Linked DNA regions of Homo sapiens: all the other regions are linked to region 2. A link is a loop called in an ENCODE intact Hi-C map of the cell type or tissue named here. Cell type or tissue: dorsolateral prefrontal cortex. All regions are shown on one strand. Links, peaks and the distances in the headings refer to the core of each region. The heading gives the core; the rest is flanking DNA.

What was found. A loop is a pair of places that touch in the nucleus more often than their neighbours do. Peaks named below come from ENCODE experiments on the same cell type or tissue, not always from the same donor. Only the 100,000 strongest peaks of a DNase experiment are listed, where the experiment ranks them.
Region 1: a loop joins it to region 2, with 4 times the contacts of the local background. A loop is called at or near these places in 3 of 110 quality-filtered maps.
Region 3: it touches region 2 in a loop (6-fold over the local background); 10 of 110 quality-filtered maps call a loop at or near these places.

Annotation. Positions count from the first base shown.
Region 1 is chr5:68,814,180-68,821,751 of GRCh38, reverse strand. All of the region lies in intron 2 of LOC105379013 (a long non-coding RNA gene), which reads left to right. Among named protein-coding and RNA genes, the nearest start is that of LINC02198, 210 kb to the left of the region's middle. In dorsolateral prefrontal cortex, for the core only: a CTCF peak has its summit at 3,291; a DNase peak (open chromatin) is centred at 3,221; H3K4me3 peaks cover 849 bases; H3K27ac peaks cover 2,337 bases.
Region 2 is chr5:68,960,029-68,967,600 of GRCh38, reverse strand. LOC107984116 (a long non-coding RNA gene) reads left to right here. Exons shown (of 3, transcript XR_001742709.2): 2 at 5,438-5,732; 3 at 6,975-7,061. Among named protein-coding and RNA genes, the nearest start is that of LINC02198, 66 kb to the left of the region's middle. In dorsolateral prefrontal cortex, for the core only: CTCF peaks have their summits at 4,329 and 4,530 (motif pointing right); a DNase peak (open chromatin) is centred at 4,550; H3K4me3 peaks cover 330 bases; H3K27ac peaks cover 1,696 bases.
Region 3 is chr5:68,297,825-68,305,396 of GRCh38, reverse strand. PIK3R1 (phosphoinositide-3-kinase regulatory subunit 1) reads right to left here. Exons shown (of 16, transcript NM_181523.3): 16 at 3,576-7,572. Among named protein-coding and RNA genes, the nearest start is that of PIK3R1, 86 kb to the right of the region's middle. In dorsolateral prefrontal cortex, for the core only: no CTCF peak of the experiment used is centred there; no DNase peak of the experiment used is centred there; H3K4me3 peaks cover 161 bases; H3K27ac peaks cover 2,301 bases.

The DNA of each region.
Region 1 (7,572 bases), core at 865-5,864, 150 kb after region 2:
TCTTCACTACTACCACGGCTTTAGTTGCCCGAGCTAAACTCTTGTTATCTAGTGTCTCTACTGCAGTTTTATCTCTCTACCCCTCCCATTTAATCATTCACATTGTCAACAAAGTTATTATTGATTAATTCACATCCCTGCTTACAAAACTGTGATAGCTCCCTATTTTCTATAGGAGAGGTTAAAAAATTCTTGGCTTTGAATCAACCACAAACCCAGTGGATGGAAGATGATCGATTCTCTCCCCCTCAACTGGGGCCAGTCTTATTTTTCCTTCCTGAAACCTGCTCTACAGCCACAGGAGACAACAGGGAGCTCTCCAAGTGCCCCCTATTACTAATTTGGGTCTTAGAAGGAGACTGTGGCTCTGAAGACCTGCACATCAATTATTGTAGAGAACAGATGAAAGATTGAAAACTGAAGGGCCTTTCTGAACAATTGTGGCCTCAGCTGTCTGGGCAAAGTGTTCTATCACTCTGAAAATAATACTGTTGCTTGTGTACAATGAGCACAGTGGAGAAATTCCATGGCTCAAGAACAAAGTGGAGCATACTGGCTTGTGTTCTGCATGTTTACTATGTTGTTTTTGCGGCGGGAGGGGGTGGTTGTTGGATATGAGGAGGCAAAAGGGTGAAGGTGCAAGGGAAATGACAAATGCCTCCATTTGTCTAAATTTACTCTGAACCACTATAATCACAAGAATCAAGTTTCGTGGAGAACAGGTTCATGGGTGAAAGAAAGGCTTTTGAGAGACTATTTTTGGCTATTATTGTGGATGCTGTTACCCCTAGTGTGCCACTATATGTATCATAACCATAGTGACCATATGTTTTCCAGGTTCGCCTGTGTCAAGGTGATAAGTTGTAATATTTACTTGGGAAAATACTTAATATCTATTTGGGAAAATATTTACATGATCCCCATAGCTATAGACTGTGAAAAGAATGATTCTTAAATGAAGTTATTCAAGTGCATGGGGTACCTTATTAAGCAAACAATTAGGAAAAATTTAATATACTGAACAAAGTCAGTGCAAAGCACAGAGATATTAAATTAATGTTACCACCTCAGTTCTCTTCTTTTGAGCAGTTTGGTAAATGTTGTCTTCTTTTTAATAATCTTAGAGTGGAACAATTCTAGAGTTGAACTGATATAAGCATAAATCTTTGGGCTGGTTTTAGAATCTAGAATATGAAATTTTGAAATTTTGTGAACAAATTGCAGTAGAGAATGATCCATCAAGTTTGCATATGAACTTGAATTAAAAATCTGTGATACTTCCCACCATCACCATAAATATTTGGTCAGACCATCTTTTTTTTGAGTTGTACATAGCACTTACTCTTCAGATTCCTTATAAGACAAGCAGATGCCAAAATATAGAATGTATGACAGAGATTCTTAAATCAGGTAGGGTAGATGTTATAATTAGTATTGCCTCTCCACTTCCACCACCCCATAACGTAGCAGAAGAGCATCTTGCTATTATCTCACCTAGCCTTCTGTACATCCATTTCAAATATCTGCTCTTCTCCTAGCTCCATCAGAATGGAAACCAACCCTGCTGATTTTCCTCAAACATTGAACTTTTGATAACCAAGTATATCTTGTGAGACTCTTAAAGTGTGTTTTTTTCCTTCTTTCTTTTTTTTTTTTTTTTTTTTTCAGATTCTTGCTCTGCTGCCCAGGCTGGAGTGCAGTGGCATGATCATGGCTCACTGCAACCTTAAACTTCTGGGATCAAGCAATCCTCCTGCCTCAGCCTCTTGAGTAGATATGACTACAGGGGAGCAGTGTAATACCCAGCTACTTTTTTTTTTGCCTTCCTTGAGATAGGGTCTCACTATGTTGCCAAGGCTGGTCTTGAACTCCTGGTCCCAAGTGATCTTCCTAACTTGGCCTTCCAAAGCTTTGGGATTACAGGTGTGAGCCACCACACCTGGCCAGTGTGTCTATTTATAATTCTGCACACTCTTAGAACAAATGATGCCAAACTGCAGAATAACGGAGGCTTCCTTTTCCATTCGCCTGTGCAAATAGGTAACCAGGCAAAATGTTCCCTGTGAAGTGAGCATATCGTGGTGCTCATGATTTCCTTTTGAGCAGGACAGCAACCGTGTGATCCATGGCGGGATGTATCATTGAATCAGGGCTAGGATGCTCGTCTGTGTTCTCAGTATCACCTCTCTGCTCTTGAGGAGGTTGGGCTTCTACTTGCCTTCTCTGTGGTTAAACATTTTGCAAGCTCTCAATGTTATCTTCCAACCCCCGGACACTATTATCTCAGAATTTGCTGCTTTTGGGAGGGCTCTGGCAGTGGCAGAACAAATATATCCTTGGTCATGAAGTATCTCACCTGCTCTGATTTGTAAGAGAGGGTGCTTGATGTCTTTATCCACCCTCCTAGTTCCCCACTTCTCTATCTTGTTTTGAGCCCCAGGAGGCTGACCTGTATGGACTGCAGCAGTGAGGGCTCCCAGGCCCTCAGTTTCTGGCTGAGTTTGGCACCAGGAAGCACTGGCAGCAGATCGAAGGGAGGAAGGAGAATGAGGTCCAGGTATTTATTTCCTGGCTTCCTCCCTGCTTGATCGTGGTGTGCTGGCCATCTCCTGCAACTGAAGGTCTCAGCTCCTGTCACTCCATGTGGCTTTGTCTCTGGATTCCACTGCTTACGCCTAGGGTAGGAGCAGTGCCCTGCTATTCCTAGCTCTGAGATAATACACTGTGACTTATGGTCTTTCCTACATCCTGCCCATACCTTTGTAAATAGTCCCTTAATTAAACTCTCCTCAAATAACCCAATTTGAGAGTGCCATCTGTTTCCTGCTGGAACCCTAACTGATAGAAGTTGTCCTTGAATAAATGCTATTGGTGGAAGAGTACTGAAGGACTTCACCATGACCCCCAGAACCCAGCAGCAAGCAATGCCACAGATGTACCTATGTAAGTTGCACTGGATCTTGCAGATGGGAGGGATGCTCTTGCTGCGTGTGGTTTCTGTTGCTGTTTTCTGAGATACTGCCTGGATCACTTGCCCCCTGGCCTGGGAGCCATTGCACTATAGCTCTGGTTTTTATTTGGAGCCTAAGAGAGAGGAGGAAGCAAGTCCTCTTCATTAGTGCTGCTGGCACAGAAGGAGGCGTCTGAGTCAGCAACTGAGAACAGATGATTTTGAAGCATCGCCTTGTCTCTGGTGCCGCTTCTCTCTCCTCTGGCACTGGTGGCCCAAGTCCGTCCTGGCGTCAGGCGGCCACAAGGAGAGCTGCCCTGAAGCACTGGGCCTGCTGCCTCCCTCCCGCAGTCTTCTCTGGCATCCCTGTCCCCTTGCAAGGCAGAGCCTCATTAGCAAGTGAAATGTTATAGTTTCAAACAAACAAACAAGCCCTAAAGTCTGCCAAGTCGTCTGGGTGAAATCACAAAGAAATCTCAGTGTCCTGTGCCTCTTTTGGGCCCTCTCTCTGGGGATTCAGAAGCTGCAGCAGGACTGACTTCCTTCCTGCTTGCTAGTGGGTGACTGTCTCCAAAGCCGTGATATCTAACCACTGACCCTACCTGATAAACCTAGTGAGGTCCCAGAGAGCTGGGTTATCCTTTGTCCGCTGTTGATTCAGGTGAACTCGTCACTGTTTGGGATTTAAGCAATTCCCTTCCTTGCATCCTTTCCCAGTCACAGGTTTCTTGAGGGAACCCTTCCTCGCCATTTGCTTTTTGTTTTTGGTCAGCTCACTGGAAAAAAACAGGGACTGCTCCAGACTGAGGAAAGCAGTCAGGGACACTGTCTCTGCCCAAACTAGCAAAGCCAACTTTATCAAATTCAGGGAGTACAGGAGTTAGAAAGACACAACAGAGTTGTGTTCCCTGGCAAAGAAATAGTAAAGAGCAAAACAGTCAATTCAGAGGGCAAACTGCTTGCCTCACTAATAAAGCATGGCTCATGATGGAAAATAACTCAAGAAAGTAGGGAGCAAATGGATTTAGTTGCTATGGGAACGCAGTTGGGAAAAATACATGAAATATGTAAATACTGTAATTTGGTATTTTAATGTACTTTTCTATGAAGAAAATTCCCTGACAACGAAAACTAACAACTCTTTCCTCTGCTACACACAGCACTGATTGACAGAGGCTGGGCAAGTGGGTTTCCCAATTGAATTTTGCCCCTAGGACTGAAGACATCTTTATTCTCAAGCATAAAAATCAGACACCTGGAGCAGTGGTTCTCAACTCTGGATGCACATTAGACTTAGAGAACTTTCAGAACAAAATCAGACACACCCCAGACAGGTTAAATCAGATTTTCTGGGTAGGGCGGTGGGCTTTGGGATTTTTTGAAAAGTCCCCAGTCTTTTCTGATGGGCAGCCACTGTTGTGACCAGGGCCCAGAATCTTGATTTGGTAGGCTTGGTAACTATAGATTGCTTATTTTATCGTACGCCTTCACTAGGTTTTTATTTCACAGATTTTTGGTCATTTTGAGTGATTTGTACATTTTAATAGCAATAATGGGAAATGATTAGCAATCATTACTCTACCATTGTTAGTGTTATTATCTTCACCATAATAGACTAGTGCTTCTCCTATTTGTAGAAAACATGATAATATATTACAAAGTATTATCATTTAACCATAATAATGATTAATTGCTGTTATTTAAAAAATTATAAATTGATAATTTGGAAAGTTTAGATGTTGCTCTAAATGCTAATATCAATCTGTATTTTAATAATTACCATCATTACTTATCATTAGCTGTGTAATAAATCAGTAGTAAACATTTATGTAGATATAACTGTGAAACTTGCTTAGTAATAATCTGTACCAGAGTTGGTAAGTGGCATTTCTGTTTTCCTGATGGGAAAAATGTTACAAGAATCATGTGATTCGCATTAACTTATATGTTGAAATCATGGCATATCTGAGTGCAGACCTTCAAAATATCATCTTTTTTTTCCCTCTGCCTGGCTCCTGTTACTTTTGCTCTGTCCAATACGATAAATTACAATCCTTCTCCTATGGTATTACTCCAGGAACAAAACAACAAGTGCGGAGTTTACTGGTATCCAAAGAGAATTTGAATGAGTGGGGAAGAAGGATTCATGAAAATGGTCAATATTATAGAAAGTAAGAATGAATTGTGAAAATCCCACTTGGTTGTTTCACCTAAATTCAGGTGGTCAGGGTTTTTAGAGTCTATGGGGGATTCCGACCTATGGAAAGCTTGCTTGCTTCTGAAACATTCTCTCTCTTCTTACCTTTAACATTGTTGTTATTACGTGTAAACTTTGGAGACCAGCCCCTGCGTCCAGCCTGACTAAGTTCAGGTTATACCATTGATCCAGGCTGCTGGGTCCCCTGGAAATAGGCACAGCATGCCTTCTGTACCCAGTCCCCTGGTGGTCTTTGAGTTGTCTTCCCCCAACTCTCCCAACGAGGTTAGATTCTCTAGTTTCTGTTATCTGCTCCCACAGCACCATTTTTGCCTCCGCTGTAGGCCTTAGCCTAAGTAAGTAAGTCATAATTATTTATTTAATGTCATTCTCTCCCCAAAAGCTGATAGCTCCAGGAAGGCAGCAGATAGTAGTGTTCATTCTTATATCCAAATTATCTTGGCACAGTACCTGGTCAATATTAGATACTCAAATATTGCTGACGAATTTTTTTTCTCTGCTGTCCCTATTGTTTAAAGCTACCCTGTTTCAGATTCTTAACCATAATTTTTTATTATAGAAAATTTCAAATATACCTAAAAGTAGAAATTTTATAAAGAACCCCTATGAGTTTATCACCCAGCTATGTCCAATCTTGTTTTCAAATTTTTCTAATTAAAAAGATAAGTTTTGGACTTTCAATTTCAGCTCTGAAAATTCTTTAGATTGGAAGTCATCACTCCCATTCTTACAAAAAGAAAAAAACCTGAAAAAATGGAAAACCAGGGACTTTTCTCAGACCCATTAGAGAAATGAAGTTGCAGGACAAATCACCACCCTGAAATCTAGAGAGACAGGTGAATGCAAAGAGCCACAGCTGAAACCTGCTTACCTGGATTAGAAGCCACTGATAACTTCGGTAATTAAATGATAATTTTGATGAATTGCTAGAGGTAGACTGTGGGCTAGCCGAAAGTGAGGAACCTGTAGGGGCACAGTATTATGTTGTCTTAGGGGATGTATTAGTCAGGGTTCTATAGAGGGACAGAACTAATAGGAGAAAATACATACATATATATATATATAAAGGGGATTTTATTAAGTATTAACTCACATGATCACAAGGTCCCACAATAGGCCATCTGCAAGCTAAGGAGCAAGGAGAGCCAGTCTGAGTCCCAAAACTGAAGAACTTGGAGTCTGATGTTTGAGGGCAGGAAGCATCCAGCCCAAGAGAAAGACGTAGTCTGGGAGTCTAGGCCAGTCTCGTCTTTTCACATTTTTCTGCCTGCTTTATATTCTAGCTGCACTAGCAGCTGATAGTGGCCACCCAGATTAAGGCTGGGTCTGCCTTTCCCAGCCCACTGACTCAAATGTTAATCTCCTTTGGCAACATCTTCACAGATACAGCCAGGATCAATACTTTTCATCCTTCAATCTAATCAAGTTGATAGTATTAACCATCACAAGGGACACTCACACTTTTGTGGGTTTTACCTCCAGGAAGTCCAGCAGGTTCTCACGGTAAAGATCCAAGAAAGATCCTCTGTGGCCTTGGCAGGGGGAGGGGAAGAGTACTCATTGTGATATACACCAAGAGCGTTCTCCCTAACAAAGGCCCAATGTCAAGGGAAAATACCAGAACCTTATCTCACTAGTGAAAGGACATCCCTCTCACTCTAGCCTCTTCCAGCCTTCCTTTCTCGTCTAAGTAGGGGTGGTGAAGCTATGCCACTGGAGCTTGTGAAGGTCACAGCCCAAAGACACAGGCCAATTGAAAGACTGAGATTTAACAATATGCCCCTTCCCCCCATATTTTGCTACTACCCCAATAGGGCTCCAGTATAATAAGAATGGACTATAGCTGAAATAAATGCAAGATTCACGTACTCCTCTGAGAGTAATACTTAGGAAAGCCCCAAGTCTAGAGGGTAGGCAAAAACAAGGACACTGGAGAAATTGAAGCTTCTGGCTCCTACAATTGTACCAAGCATTAAACACAATCCAACTCCCAGCCATAGTAACATAAATCCTCACATTAAAAGCCTATTTACTCCAGTTTCTGCTACCTAATACAGCATGTCCAGCTTTAAGCAGAAAATTACAAAGCTTGCCAAAGGCAAGAATAAAATCGTCTGAAGAGATAGAGCAAGCATCAGGACCAGACTCAGATATGACAGAGATGTTAAGAGTTATCAGATACAGAATTTAAAAGAATAACCATGATTATAATTAAGGGCTCTAATGGAAAAAGTAGACGGCATGCATGTACATATGGATAATATAACAAGAGAAATAGACGTTCTAAGAATCAAAGGAAATGCTAGAAACTAAAAACACTGTAACAGAGATGAAGAATGGCTTCAATGGGCTCATCAGTGGACTTGACATAACCAAGGAAAGCATCGTTGAGTTTGAAGATAGC
Region 2 (7,572 bases), core at 1,454-6,453:
GGACTTAAGAGTACTTTTTAATGTTAATAATCATTATAAATGGAACAATTCCAGATGAATACCTGGCATTCTGGCATTTTGATATTCTTTTTTTTAAAAAATTAGAGACAGGGCGGGGCATGGTGGCTCACGCTTGTAATCCCAGCACTTTGGGAGGCCGGGCGGGCGGATCACCTGAGGTCAGGAGTTTGAAACCAGCCTGACAAATATGGAGAAACCCTGTCTCTACTAAAAAATTATACAAAATTAGCCAGGCATGGTGGCACATGCCTGTAATCCCAGCTACTCGGGAGGCTGAGGCTGGAGAATTGCTTGAACCCGGGAGGCGGAGGTTGCGGTGAGCCGAGATTGTGCCATTGCACTCCAGCCTGGGCAACAAGAGTGAAACTCTATCTCAAAAAAAAAAAAAAAAAAATTAGAGAAATTAGAGACAGGGTCTTGCTGTGTTGCTCAGGCTGGTGTCAAACTCCTGGGCCCAAGCCATCTCAAGCCATCTGCCTGCCTTGGCCTCCCAAAGTGCTGAGATTATAGGTGTGAGCCACTATGCCTGGCCTTGATATCCTTTTACAGCCACTATATAATAAAATAATGTACAACACAGACATAGACATAGACATAGACATAGATTTTCGGCCTTCAGAATTTGAAACAGCAGAGCAACAGGGAGTTTGGGGCCGCAGTAAAATGTTCAAGAATTGTTATGTTGTAAAGCCAACCCCTCCCCAAAAATGAAAAGTGCATGTGTCAAATGCTATATCTCATTCTCCCTTTTAAATGGTTTTGCATCTAGCATATTTGCAGGTCAGTGCTCCAGGGACACTAAATGGCTTGTTGGCAGAACAAAATGTTGGTCTCACAGTGTTTGTGCGTCCTCCAGCACCGGGAGGAGATGCGCTGCAGCTTGTCCTAAGATAGATGGAAGGTTGTAACTCTTTCTTGTCAAAAATGAAATTGCATGAAATTCTTCATTCACTATGCAAGCAGAGAAGCTGAAAGTATAAGTAGAATGGAAAAACAATCTTTCCCTCTTAAGGTCCTGAGGAAGAGAAAGTCTTTGTTGTCAGGAGAAATAAAGCTGGAATTGGGTAGCATGGAGCACTAATGATAGTAACCAGTGTTATTAGTTCTTTGTGCAAATGTGTGTGGAGCACGTTTAGGAGGTAGAAGTGGGTTGTGTGGAACAGAAATACGGACGCCCACATTTTAGTCAGGAGAGGCTGATGCATGGAGAGGAGATCCTGAGATTGGCAAAGGGAGAGTGGGCCTGAGAGAGGCCCAGGAATCCTTGGACTGGAGTGTACCAGGACCAACGCTCTGGGGCTGTGTGGGGCGGGAGAGAGGAGAGGGTAGGCTGGAGCCAGAGAAGGTGTGAGGGTGTGTTTGAGTTGGCAAGTGGGTGTGGGAGTGGGTATGAGTGTATGTGGGAATGTGTCAGTGTGTGAGAGGATGTGTAAGTGTGAGTGGGTGTGTGTGTGAGCGGATGTGTGTGTGTGAGAGGGCATGTGTGTGTGTGTGAGAGGATGTGTGTGTGTGAGAGGATGTGTGTGAATGTGTGAGAGGTGTGTGAGTGTTTGAGAGGATGTGTGTGTGTTTGAGAGGATGCATGAGTGTGTGAGAGGATGTGTGTGTGAGAAGATGTGTGTGTATGTGAGAGGATGTGTGTGTGAGTGTGTGAGAAGACGTGTGTGTGTGAGGATGTGTCTGTGAAAGGATGTGTGTGTGTGAGAGGAGGTATGTGTATGTGTGTGAGAGGATGTGTGTGTATGAGGATGTGTGTGTGTGAGAGGATGTATGACTGTGAGTGTGTGAGAGGATTGTGTGTGTGAATGTGTGAGAGGATGTGTGTGTGAAAGGATGTGTGTGTGAGAGGATGTATGTGTGTGAGGATGTATGAGTGTGAGTGAGGATGTGTGTGAGAGTGTTAGAAGATGTATGAATGTGTGTGAGAGGATATATGTGTGTGAGAAGATGTGTGTGTGTGAGAGGATGTGTGTGAGTGTGTGAGAGGATGTGTGTGAGAGGATGTGTGTGTCACTGTGTGAATGTATGTGTGTGTGAGAGGATGTGAGTGTGTGTGAGGATGTGTGTGTGAGGATGTGTGAGAGGATGTGTCAGTGTGTGAGAGGGTGTGTGAGAGAAGGAATGTATATGTGTGTGAGAGGATGTGTGTGTGAGAGGATATGTGTGTGTAAGGATGTGTGTGAGAGATGTGTGTGAGTGTGTGAGAGGATGTATGAGTGTGTATGTGAGGATGTATGTGTGTGTGAGGATGTGTGAGTGTGTGAGAAGACGTGTGTGTGTGAGAGGATGTGTCTGTGAAAGGATGTGTGTGTGTGAGAGGAGGTATGTGTGTGTGAGAGGATGTGTGTGTATGAGGATGTGTGTGTGTGAGAGGATGTATGACTGTGAGTGTGAGAGGATTGTGTGTGTGAATGTGTGAGAGGATGTGTGTGTGAAAGGATGTGTGTGAGTGTGAGAGGATGTATGTGTGTATGTGAGGATGTATGTGTGTGTGAGGATGTGTGTGAGAGGATGTGTGTGAAAAGATGTGTGTGAGTGTGTGAGAAGATGTGTGTGAGGATGTGTGTGTGTGTGGGAGGAGGTATGTGTATGTGTCAGAGAATGTGTGTGTGTGAGGAGGTATGTGTATGTGTGTGAGAGGATGTGTGTATGTGTGTGAGAGGATGTGTGTGCGTGTGTGAGAGGATGTGTATGTGGACGATGTGTGTGTGAGAGGATGTATGAGAGTGAGTGCGTGAGAGGATGTATGTGTGTGACTGTGTGAGGATGTGTGTGAGTGTGTGAGATGATGTGTGTGTAAGAGGATGAGTGTGTGTGAGAGAGGATGTGTGTGTGAGAGGATGTGAGTGTGAATGTGTGTGAGAGGATGTGAGTGTGAATTTGTGTGAGATATATGAGTGTGACTGCGTGAGAGGATGTGTGTGTGAGTTTAGGATGTGTGAGTATGTGTGAATGTGAGAATGTATGCATGTTTGAATTGTGAGAATCTATGAGTGTATGTTTGTGAATAATGGTGTACGTTTGTCTAATCAAAGGAAATCTCATGTTTGAGACCACTAGTAAAGGATTTCTCCAAACTTCAGGATTCCTGGAATTTTAGCCAACAATATTCTCTGATATCAGCTTTACTGTGTTGGAGACACTTTCTCTGGAGCAGCTGCATAGAACGGTGTTGGTGCAGAAATCTGGAGTCAGCCTGCTGAGAGGCCTTCTCTGTGTGAACCTGGGCCAATAACCTCTCTGTCCCTTAGTTTCCTTGTCTCTGGAATGTGGATGACAGGAATAGTTCCTACCTTATAGGGTAGTTGTGAGGGTTAAATAAATGAGTTAATGCACCTAAGGCGTTTAGCATGTTGCCTGGCACATAGTAAGTGCTAAATAAATGTTAATTGTTATCAAAGTGTTGGGTAAAAGGAAACTTCATGCCCATTCTGGCTGTCATTTAAAAACGACTTAATGTTTGATTAAAATAGTCACATCAAAGGTCGAAATATATAACAAAGTGGAACGTTTCTTCTCACCTGTGTCCTCCATTCCTGCAGTTCTCACACCCCTATAAACATGTAACCACTGGAATTAATTCTTTGGGCAAACTTTTAGAAATACTTCATGCTGTAATCCCAGCACTTTGGGAGGCCGAGGCGGGCGGATCACAAGGTCAGTAGATCGAGACCATCCTGGCTAACACGGTGAAACCCCGTCTCTACTAAAAATACAAAAAAAAATTTAGCCGGGTGTGGTGGCAGGTGCCTGTAGTCCCAGCTACTTGGGAGGCTGAGGCAGGAGAATGGCGTGAACCCGGGAGGTGGAGCTTGCAGAGAGCCAAGATGGCCCCACTGCACTTCAGCCCAGGTGACAGAGCAAGACTCTGTTAAAAAAAAAAAAAAGTAAGAAATACTTCATGCATGTAGAAGCAAACACAAACATATCTCCTCCTTCTTACACAAATGACAGTGTATTATGCATATTGTTTCTATGCTTTTCCTTCACAAACATAACGATGTGGCGATCTTTCTATATTCTTACCGAATGAACTTCCTCACTATTTTTTTTAAAGCTGCATAGTATTCCGTTGTTTGGATCCACCATAACTCACCTACTCATTTTCTTTTGACGGACATTTAGGTTGTTTACAACGTCTTCCAAACTGTCTGACACGATGTTTTTACAGCCCAAATACTGGGCAGAGCCGTCTGCATGAAACATTTCGAGGAGATTATCCATGAACTATGGAAGAGCCGAAAAAAGTTCTTGTATCCTCTCTTTTTCCCCGCTTTTTGCTGTAGTAAACTGTAATCAGTCCAGCCAAGAGGGTTTTATGGGATTTGGGCTTTGTACCATCAACATTCATTAAATAATACTGGAATTTGTTCCTGCCACGGATGAAAACTTAGCCAGTTGGTAATAACTTACACATTTGCTGCCTGAAAAGGAGCAAACAGCCGGTAAGGGTGACTTAACGTGGACAGTCCGGTCACCCTTCCCCAGCACGGTGTCCATTCACCAGCAGAGGGCTCTCTCCTTTTGGGAAAAATACAAATGTCTCCGGGAAAGGTTTTAAACTTCACAGCCGGGCACCGAGTGTGGTGTTTCTCTTCTCTGCAGTGGATTGGTGTGTCGCTCCCTTGAATATTTAGGGATTAGCTGAATACTGAATTTGTCTGTGTTTTGAGTGTGTTTATGTGTGGGGTGTTGTGGAGAGGAAGAGAGTCCAGCATTCCCCAGAGGTCTGAGGAGAAAGCCTGTGACTTGATCCAGAACCAGGGATTATAGTTTTTCCCTTCTTCAGTGTATGAGGCATCCTGGCCTTGTCCTGTGTTTCAAGATTAGAAACCACACACATATATCCCAGTTTTCTGGGATATGCTTGTGAGATGATCGGGCCGTAAACCCTGTTTATATGACCCCTGGTGACTGCTCTTTCAGGTTAGTGTTCCCAAAAAGTCAGGTGAAAATCTGTCTCATTACTTTCAAGGGGAAGAGGAAAAGCACTGACCACCCCCCTACCCCAACACTTTTTTTTTTAAGGACAGAGTCTCACTCTGTCACCCAGGCTGGAGTGCAGGGGCGCCATCTCAGCTTACTGCAACCTCTACCTCAAACAATCCTCCCACCCCAGCCTCCTGAGAAGCTGGGACTACAGGCACATGCCACTATGCCTGGCTATTTTTGTATTTTCTGCAGAGGCGGGATTTCAGTATGTTGCCCAGGTTAGTCTTGAACTCCTGGGCTCAAGCGATCCACCTGCCTCAGCCTCCCAGAGTGTTGAGATTACAGCTGTGAGGCACCATGCCCAGCCGGCAGTGCTGACATTAATTTAGCATTTCCTGAGGTAGTCTAGTGAGGTTAGGCCACTGAGTCCTACTTCTCTCCATTCTCATTGGGTTGATATTCCTGCCCTTTCCATCCCAAACAGTGCAGTTCAGGAAACCAGGCTGAAGAATGTGAAATACATCGCCCAAAGTCAGACACGGAGGAACAACTGCTTCGGAGCTAGCAATTTCCTGAGCTGGAATTGCACCACTGGCCTGTAGAATCCAAACTGTTTTCTACCAGAACAACTCCTTCCCTGCAGGAAGCAGGGTGTGCACAGCTGAACCCTGGTCTGAGAAGGTTGAAGTCACTGACTCAGCCCCAGCAAGGAAGTTGCCCTTCGACTTCTGACCTCTGGCCCTGTTTGAAAACCAACTCAAATCGTTTTTCTTTTTCAGGTAAAGACAAAATGATGCCATGAATTTCTATTTTCTTTTATTCAGGGCACACCTAGGCTAATATTGAACAAACTTCAAGGAAATGGAAGACACAAGGGTTTTGAGAAACTGAATGTAGAGCCTGCCTCTTGGAAAATGGTCCATTCCCAGACCTGAGTCATTAGGGCAGGTGCACAGAGCACCTGCACACTGGGCGATTGCCCAGAGGTTCTCCAGCTAGAGGGAGTGGAAGACCCCAAACTGGTAGTGTCACCCAGACCAAAGCTGGCCTCTCGGTCTTAATTTTTTTTTATGTTTTATTTTTTGAGATGGGGTCTCACTCTCTCTCCCAGGCTGGAGTGCACTGGCCCGATCACGGCTCACTGCAGACTTGACTTCCCCAGGTCAAGTGATCATTGCACCTCAGCCTCCTGAGTAGCTGGGACTACAGCACACAGCACTACACCCAGCCAATTTTTTTGTATTTTTTGTAGAGGCAGTATTTCACCATGTTACCCAAGCAGGTCTTGAACTCCTGGGCTCAAGCAATCCACTTGCCTCAGCATCTCAAAGTGTTAGGATTACAGGCGTGAGCCACCATGCCCGGCCCCTGTCTTATTTTGATTAGAGAAAGAAGCAGCACAGAGCGAAGAGGAAGGGTGAGGCAGGCTCGTCAAATGAGCCCTACAGGTGCTTTTCAACGCCGTTCCTTGTAATTTTGCACAGACAGGGAGGAGACTACTGGGAACTCACTAGGTATTATATAACTAACTTAGATAACTCTTCATCTTGTAAAACTCAGAAACACCTGTTACACTGCTTTTAAAGTCAGTTGTACTAGGTTACCTCACAGGATTTTGAGAAATGGTTTTCTCTTGATTACTTCTTTTCCACTCACAATGTTACACACCTGTCAAGCATGTGGCAACAATGTTTGTTCAAATCTCTCTGGAGTTAGAATAAAATTATGTGCAAGTTTCTACTGAAAAAGAATTATTCAAGAAATGAATGTTTAAAAAAGCAGTTGTGATTGATCCATTTCCAAAGTATTCACACTGATGCTGATATGATTTGAATTTGTATCCCCGCCCAAATCTCACGTTGAATTGGAGGAGGGGCTTGGTGGGAGGTGGTTGGATTATGGGGGTAGATTTCTCCCTTGCTGTTCTTGTAATAGTGAGTGAGTTATCAAGAGATCTGAGGGTTTAAAAGTGTGTGGAACTTCCCCTTTTCTCTCTCTTTCTCTCCTGTGACCATGTGAAGAAGCTGCTTGCCTCCGCTTCACCTTCCACCATGATTGTAAGTTTCCTGAGGCCTCCCAGTCATGCTTGCCGTTAAAACTGTGGAACTGTGAGTCAATTAAACCCCTTTTCTTCATAAATTACCCAAGCTCAGGTAGTTCTTTATAGCAGTGTGAGAATGGACTAATACAGATGCTTAGTTTATGGGTTCTCAAACTTAAGCGTGTGTCTTGAAACACAGATTGCTGGGTTCCATCTCCAGGGTTTCTGATTTTTAAAGTCTGAGGTGGGCCCTAAATTTTGCAGTTTGAACAACTTTGCTGGGGGATGATGATGTTGCTGTTTCAGGGACCACACCTGGGAGTTACTACCTCACTTACTGCAAGATTGTTAAACTCAAGATAGTAGAAGTATTGTTGTTTGTCCCTACACTGCCTTTCCCTTAGCTGGTAGGAAAAGTTCGTAATTAAGACGGCAGGCTCTGAATGCAGACAGAATTGTGTTTGAATGCTTCCTCCAACACTTCAACTACTGTGATCTTGGCTACATTTATTTAAATTCTCAGAACATCAGTTTTCAGGCCTAAAGAAAAGAAATAGTAGCATCTAGTTCATAGGGTT
Region 3 (7,572 bases), core at 865-5,864, 660 kb after region 2:
AAATGTCAACTCTTCTCTGAAGCTTGGCCTAGCTGCTCATGCAGGCCTGCTTGAGACTTAGTGTTCATTCCTCTCTGTATCTCATGATAGAGGGCAGTTGTTTGAGTTTGCTTTCACCAGCAGACTGTAATCTTTGATTTCACCTGTCTTATCACTGGACCTTCAGAGGGAAATAGTGTCCAGCAAATAGTAGGTGCTCAATAAAGCTTTGAATGAATCAGTACGTTAGACATCTCGTTGGATGTCTTATCCTCGCAGGTCCAAAGAAACAGATCATCACCACTGTCAACAAAACTATTTTAAATAGTTTTAAACATGGCACTGGGCCTCTGTTAGAGGACAGTAAATATGACATAAAGTGACTAGCACATCATCTCCATTGTGATGAAGTTATCTATATTTTTTGATTTGTGAGGGTTTGGACTATAAATCACTGAGTTCTGAAATGAGAGCTCCATAAATAAATTGGTTCCAGCGAGTTAGTCTTACAACGTATGGTATATTTCACAGTCAAAACTATAATTCTAATGAGCAGTCTTGGTGATGAATAGACCTCCCTTGTAACTTTCTTCCTAATGTGATTAGTGGTGGTAGTTAGAGGTTGACTGTCCTGTTCTCATATTATAGGCCAAACCTTTACACCTGTCAAGACAGGTATAGATTTAGAATATTTTATTTAACAAGTTAAGCCTGAGGTGATGCTTCAGACTCTTATGATTGAGTGCTACAGAGAGAAGGGAATTTCTCTTTTCCTTCTGGAAAGCAAAATGCAGATTAGCATGTTGGTGATTACTCATTTATCCTCCACACCCTCCCTCCCCCAAAGCATCTCAGCGGTTTTCTGTTGAGTTGATTTATGACAGCAATACCAAACTGGAGGTTACAAAGTGCTATCTTTTGAGAAGATAATCTGAAGTTTGGAGAGTGAATAATCAATTCTGTCTCTTTAAGATATTGCAACTGATTTTTATTTTTAAATAGACCTTTTAAGGGACAAGTTCGGGGGAAAAAAAAGGGTTTTTGAAATTGACTGACATTGTATCAGGTCTTAACAGACTCTACTTTCCTGCCTCCCACCATGCCCCAGAGGGTTTGGTAGGCCAAATTCTCTTAGCACTTCACGCTTTAGGTAGATGGGCAGAGTGTCATTTCCAAATACACTCTCTCCACACTGTCAAGAACTTGGCTGCCAGTTTAGATTCGCCTCAAGTGTCACTTTTAAGATGTCAGCAAGAAAAGTATACCCCAATTCGAGGCATGCTTTCACTTGGCCATAGTCACTGGCAACATAAAGGACCATTAGTTGTGGGTTAAAATTGGTGGTCAAGTTGTAAATGGAGAATTGGGGGACTGGGAATCTTCATTCAGCTCACTTAATCACAGCATATGCTCTAGAAGGAGTCCCAGAGGCCCATACCTTTATCTCACAGATAAGGAGTTGGAGGCCTGGAAGGTGCCTTGAATTGGCCCACTTCCCACAGCTGGTTAAAGACAGATAAAAAGAGCAGACTGGGCCTCCTAAACTGCAAATCAATCTGTTTTCTTTTTCCTATGGCCTACATTATGAAAATAAATTAGAAAGTAACATATCACTCATTAATGGTAATGGTTTTTAGTTAAAATGCTAGAAGTACTATTTCAGTAAGCAGGTGATCTAAAGTCGTGATCTTCAAACTTTAGTATACATTAAAATCACTCAGCTTGTTGAAACAGATTGCTGGGCTCCAGTGTCAGAGTTAGTAGGTCAGGGGTAGGGCCTGTGAATTTGTACTTCTAACAGGTTTCCAAGTGATGCTGATGTGAATGCTGTTAGTCTGGGAACCACACTTTGGGAACCACTGGTTTAAAGCAAGCCCAGGCTATTTCCTGTGATTCATCATTGACCACCTGTGCACTGTCTACTAATTGAAAGCCACATGGTTACCTCCCCAGCAAAAAGTTACCAGTGAGCCTTTTTTTTTTTTTTTTTTTGCATTCTCTTGTGCATTTTCCATTGAAAGTCTATTACATTACAGCATAGGGGCAAAGAGCTCTGGCTTGAGAAGCCTATGCGTTCAACTCTGTTCTCAGATGCTGCATGATCTTGAGCAAGTCATCTCACATCTATGCTTGTTTTCTCATCTAAAGAATGGGAATATAATCATCTTACCCAGGTAATTGTGGAAAGAGTAAAACAAAGAGTTTAACAGATAATAATCACTTGATATGTCAGAGACCAGTGTGTGTATGTGGGGGGGGAATTACCCTAGCTCTTACTGGAATAATTGAATGATAATTACTTGAGTGAGGGAAGGGTTCAGAAACCAAATGGGGGTGGTGAGGGAAACCAGACGTTTAGCAACAGCATAAAGCTGCAACCACTTCTTGGGCTGGAGTAAAAAATGGGAGTAGGTAATGTTTCCAGAGCCTTCTCCTGAGAGCTAGAGCAGAGGGGGTTTGCTCAGACCTGAAAATGAGGGTCTATCTGGCAGGAGCTAGAGCCAGGGAAGAGACACCTAGAAGCCCCAGGACAAGCGCTCCAGCGAATATAGTTCTCTGTGATACCAAACAGAGCAGGGGGAAAGCAGAACATCAGTCTGGGAGCTACTGCCATACTCAAAAAATATTAGTCATTGTTGCCCTGAGAGTAATTATTTGTACGTCCCTCTCCCCTCTACTACTAGACTATGTCTTTCAGGTCTAGACCCTCACTGTGTCTACATGTAAACACCATATACATGCAAAGTGGTATTGCCTTAAGTCCACTTAGCAATCAAAACAAATGGGAAAGTTATCCTACAGTAAGACTTGTGTATCTTGACTAGGTGATACAATGTAAAATCTGCATTTGAGGTGTAACTTAGCTCCCTGTCTACAGTCCCATGTCATCCCTGCACTGTGAGTGTTCAAAATATGCAGACTGCACAACAGAGACAAAACTGGACACTTCGTTCTTAGAGGATGATTCTCAAGGTTTGGGTATGAATGCGGAGGAGGCGAGAATTGAAGGATGATGGGCATTCTAGTTTTCCTATAGCGAGAACGTGCCTTGAAGGGACATTACCTAGGTGTATTTCCTCATTTAAGATGGTGAAATTGGCCGGGCGCGGTGGCTCACGCCTGTAATCCCAGCACTTTGAGAGGCCGAGGCGAGTGGATCACGAGGTCAGGAGATCGAGACCATCCTGGCTAACACGGTGAAACCCCGTCTCTACTAAAAATACAAAAAATTAGCCGGACATGGTGGCGGGCGCCTGTAGACCCAGCTGCTCGGGAGGCTGAGGCAGGAGAATGGCGTAAACCCAGGAGGTGGAGCTTGCAGTGAGCCGAGATAGCGCCACTGCACTCCAGCCTGGGCAACAGAGTGAGACTCCGACTCCGTCTCAAAAAACAGTGAAATTATGAAAGACAGCTCATATGTATTACTTACATGTGACCACTCAATGTCCTTCTCAACTTTACAAAAATGAGATACTGTGATAACAATCAAAAGGGAGTGGGTGGGAGACAACAGAAATAGCAGCAACATTTATAAGCCAAAAGGTAGCTGTTTTAGAAAGATTTCTTAGGTGATAAGTGAAATTTCAACCCAAAACTTCAGTTTCAAAACAACCTTTATTCTGTTTGAAGATCTAATACAATGCATTAAAGCAACTTAAAACAAGACATAGCTCCATTGAATCTATAACTTGAACGAAATGTCAAGGAGGCACACTACCCCCACCCCCCACCCCAGTTGCCTTGTGAAGGCAAAGTTACAACTGACCGTGACATCCTCCCTCTCGTCAAAAGACCAACTTTATTTTAACAATGTCATATAAACAGATTTTTAAAAACATTGAACAGATTGTAGCTTTAAAAAATACACAGGTATAAATGAGTTTTTTTTTGTTTTGATTTTTTTAAATACATATATATATGTGCATATATATACATATATGTATATACATATATATATACACATATATATATATATACACACACATATATATATATATATATATATATATATATATATATATATACACACACACACACACACACACACACATATATATATATATATATATATATAGCAGCATCCTGGGCAGCTAATGCTATCTCATGGTGACAAGTTTCATGTTAAGTTGGATAGTCTTTCCAATTGACTCAATTCTATTTCCTCCCCACCCATAATACCAGTATTTTATAGAACTAGCTTTTTAAAAAATAAGAATTTGGCATTTTGGAACTTTGTCCCATGTGAGACATTGTGCTTTAAACTGCCCCTTTCTAAAAATGACCCTAAACTCAAACAGATCTCAGTGTCTGCGTTTCAACTAACTTGGATACCATACATAGCAAAAGCACAGTTGTTAAAACCAGCAGATTTTTTCTTCCAAAGGAACATCAGTAGGACTTCCCAAACATGTTACTAGTTCATAACCAGCTATATGACAAAGCAATTGGTTCCCCACAGTGACAGCTCACATAAACACATTTTGACTCGACACACTGAAAACAAGGATTTCCAAGCTAAGCAAGTCATCAGACCAGCTCCCTAAAAGGAGTAACTTTTAAAAACACAAAAAAGCCAAAGAAATATGAACTTCTCACTTCACTTACAAACAATTTTCACCTTTGTAAGACAAAACAAAGCAACCTCAAAGGGAAAAATCCCATACACATAAGTAAGAATTGTACTAGACGTTCGCTTGTTATGTACTTTATGTACTTGAACTCAACAACTACTGTGGATCTGTTTTGGCTGAAAGGTGTACTGGAAACACAGTCCATGCACATATACATATATACATTTATCAAAGGCCATGAAGTTATCAGATGTTGCAAACACATGCTTTTTGCCTTTTCACATGGTTATGATCTCTCGTGTGTGTAATGTGAGGTCCCAATGCTCCCACTTCTACGCCCAATCACAGCCTCACTGCAGCTTAGCTTCTGGCTTTATCTTTAGGATGCTACACTGGGTGGGAAAAACTGACGCATGGATAAAAATCATATATCAGGAGTGCCTCTGCTGTATCTATTCATATTCAGCCGTTCAGACAATATTGTTAGGACTGTCTGATGAAATCCAAAGTGGCCGGCTAGCAAAGTATCTAAAACGACAAATGCGGTGGGCAAGCTACACTGTAATCAAAAAGGCATTGGGCAGAACAGGTCTGGTGTAACTCAAGTCATATGGAATGATGAATCCTACTTTGCTGTTCAATGAAAAGATCTATTGCACTTATGTTTGTGAGATGCAAAAATAAGGCAAATGCCTAAATACCGTATCATCTTGCAAAGAATGTTGAAGCACAAAGATTCACAAAACTGTAGCTTTTAATGAAAATATTCAATCTCAGATCTTATATTTTAGAAATAAAAATTTGTATGTAATAGCATACATGTGCTACCAAAAAAATACCCACAAACCTAGTTTAAAAACTGTTAACTAATTAACTGTTAGACTTGTGTATGATCTAGAAGGATATCACAATAACTTTAAAGCAGAGACGCAGACTAAAACCAGGGAAATCGTCAGTTGTCTGGCGATGAGAGGGAAATGGTCAGATCAGTAGAGTCAAGTTTGAGGGCTAACAGTCTTGCTATAAGACTGACTTTTGCTTAAGTATGAGTAGTTTCATGTAAAGAGGACAAATAATACATTCCACAGATTTTTCACTCAGCTGCAAGACTGATTCTTTCAAAAGGAACAACATTAAAAAACAAAGTAACAGAAAACCCTCACCCTAGTACTTAAACAGAAATATAGCTGTGGGTAAATCTAATATGGAGAAAGAGTAATTTGAAATTGCAAGATTTCATTTAGTCTATTAGGGTAGTGACCATATTATGGTTGCTAATTAGTCTTTATGCCTCCCAACACATGTACAGTTCCTACTGAACATACCAGCTTTTGCATATCTAAATCAGGAAGAGAGACCTCTCACTCCTGCCCTAAATGGGAAACATGATGCTAACGTTTCCTTCTCCCCCCCGTAGTGAAGCACATACAATGATTAGAATGAATGAGAAGGACTGCCACTTGGATTCCTGCAATGACCATGACTTTAGCGAGCTCCACACAGTCCAGAGCAGTGACAGTATGACTGTGTCTATTTGCTTTATGTTCTAAACCAAATGGAAAGCTAGGAGGGTAACCAACATACCACCAAAAGTATTTTTCAGATCATGCTTTTTTTTTTCCTAAAATGAGTATTTGCTGGTCATGATGGATAGTCTAATGTGACAGAGATGATTATCCCTTTAAACCAGTGTTCTAAACAAAGGTGAGCGCTGTTCCAGGAACCCAAAAACAAACTTGGCACTTCCTTCCTAAGAACTGAAATACCTGACCAGTCACACTGTATTAGAGATACAGTAGGTTTGTAATTGTCATTAATTGATAACAACTAGCAAATCAAAGTGAGAGAAGACTGAAGTAGAAGAAGCAACTTCACTTTGCAGTTATTCACTTCTCTGTAAATCATGAGAAAGTGCATATAACCTTGCCTCCCCCTCCCACCACCCCACTTGATACATCCCTTCACTACATTCCCCCTCCCTAGATTCAAGAAGTTCACAATTCTTTATGAAATAAACATTGCCAGGTACCGTATTTTAAGAGTCTTAAAACAACATTGTTGGACTCAGCAATACTTTGTCATATTCATATATCTTTTTCATTTCTTTTTTTTATTGAATAAAGCAGCTTTGAAGCTTATCAGGCACTGCCCAACAAAACAGTCCAAAAAAAATCTGTTATGAACTTTTTAACCTTGGGCTAACAGCCAAGTACTCTGTACAAGAAAAACTGTAAAATATTTCATAGTTTTAATTCTGAAGCCATTTTTTTTTTTTACTGGCATCCTGTACATTTACTTTTAAAAAAGGATAACAAAAATGAATATTAACAAAAATCCGGGACAACAATATTTTCAAGCAACAAAAACTGGGGTGGGGAAGCTTATTCTGAAGGTACATTTAAAACTGAAATAACAACTTAATGAAAATTAAGAATTGCATAGCGCTGTGAATTTAGCCTTCAGCAAAACAAAACAGAAGCTATTTGGTATTGATACAAATCCATCTATTTGATAGTTAGTCATCCAATATTATGTACATATTTTATATACTGAATGTCATTTTAAGTCCTGTTTTCCAAACTCCATTTTTCTGTTGCTGGGTTTTTGTTTTTTGACAAGTTAAACACTTTCTGGCACTTTCTATGACAGAATTTCTTCTGAACATACATGAACTGACATTCTCCCAAAGCGTCCCTTGTGAGTGGACGTGCCTTTCTGCTACATATCGTTCATTTGTTACAAAATGAAATAATCCACAGTGCGATGTGTCTGGGTCCACCGTGCACAGCAACATCCAGGCTAAACCAGGCTGGACCAAACCTTCTCAGGCCAGGGTTCTTCTGCCTCTCTCTCCTCCGCTCTCCAGAGTCCCAACTTTCAGCTGGTAAAGCTTCAGAAAGCATTAACAAGCACCATGGTTAAAGGCCTCTTTGTCCCTGCACGCAGAGATTTTTGCATTTCTTTTTCTCTTTGTGTTGTATGTGGTTGTGGCTTTAAATTAAACCAAAGAAAAAAAGAAAAA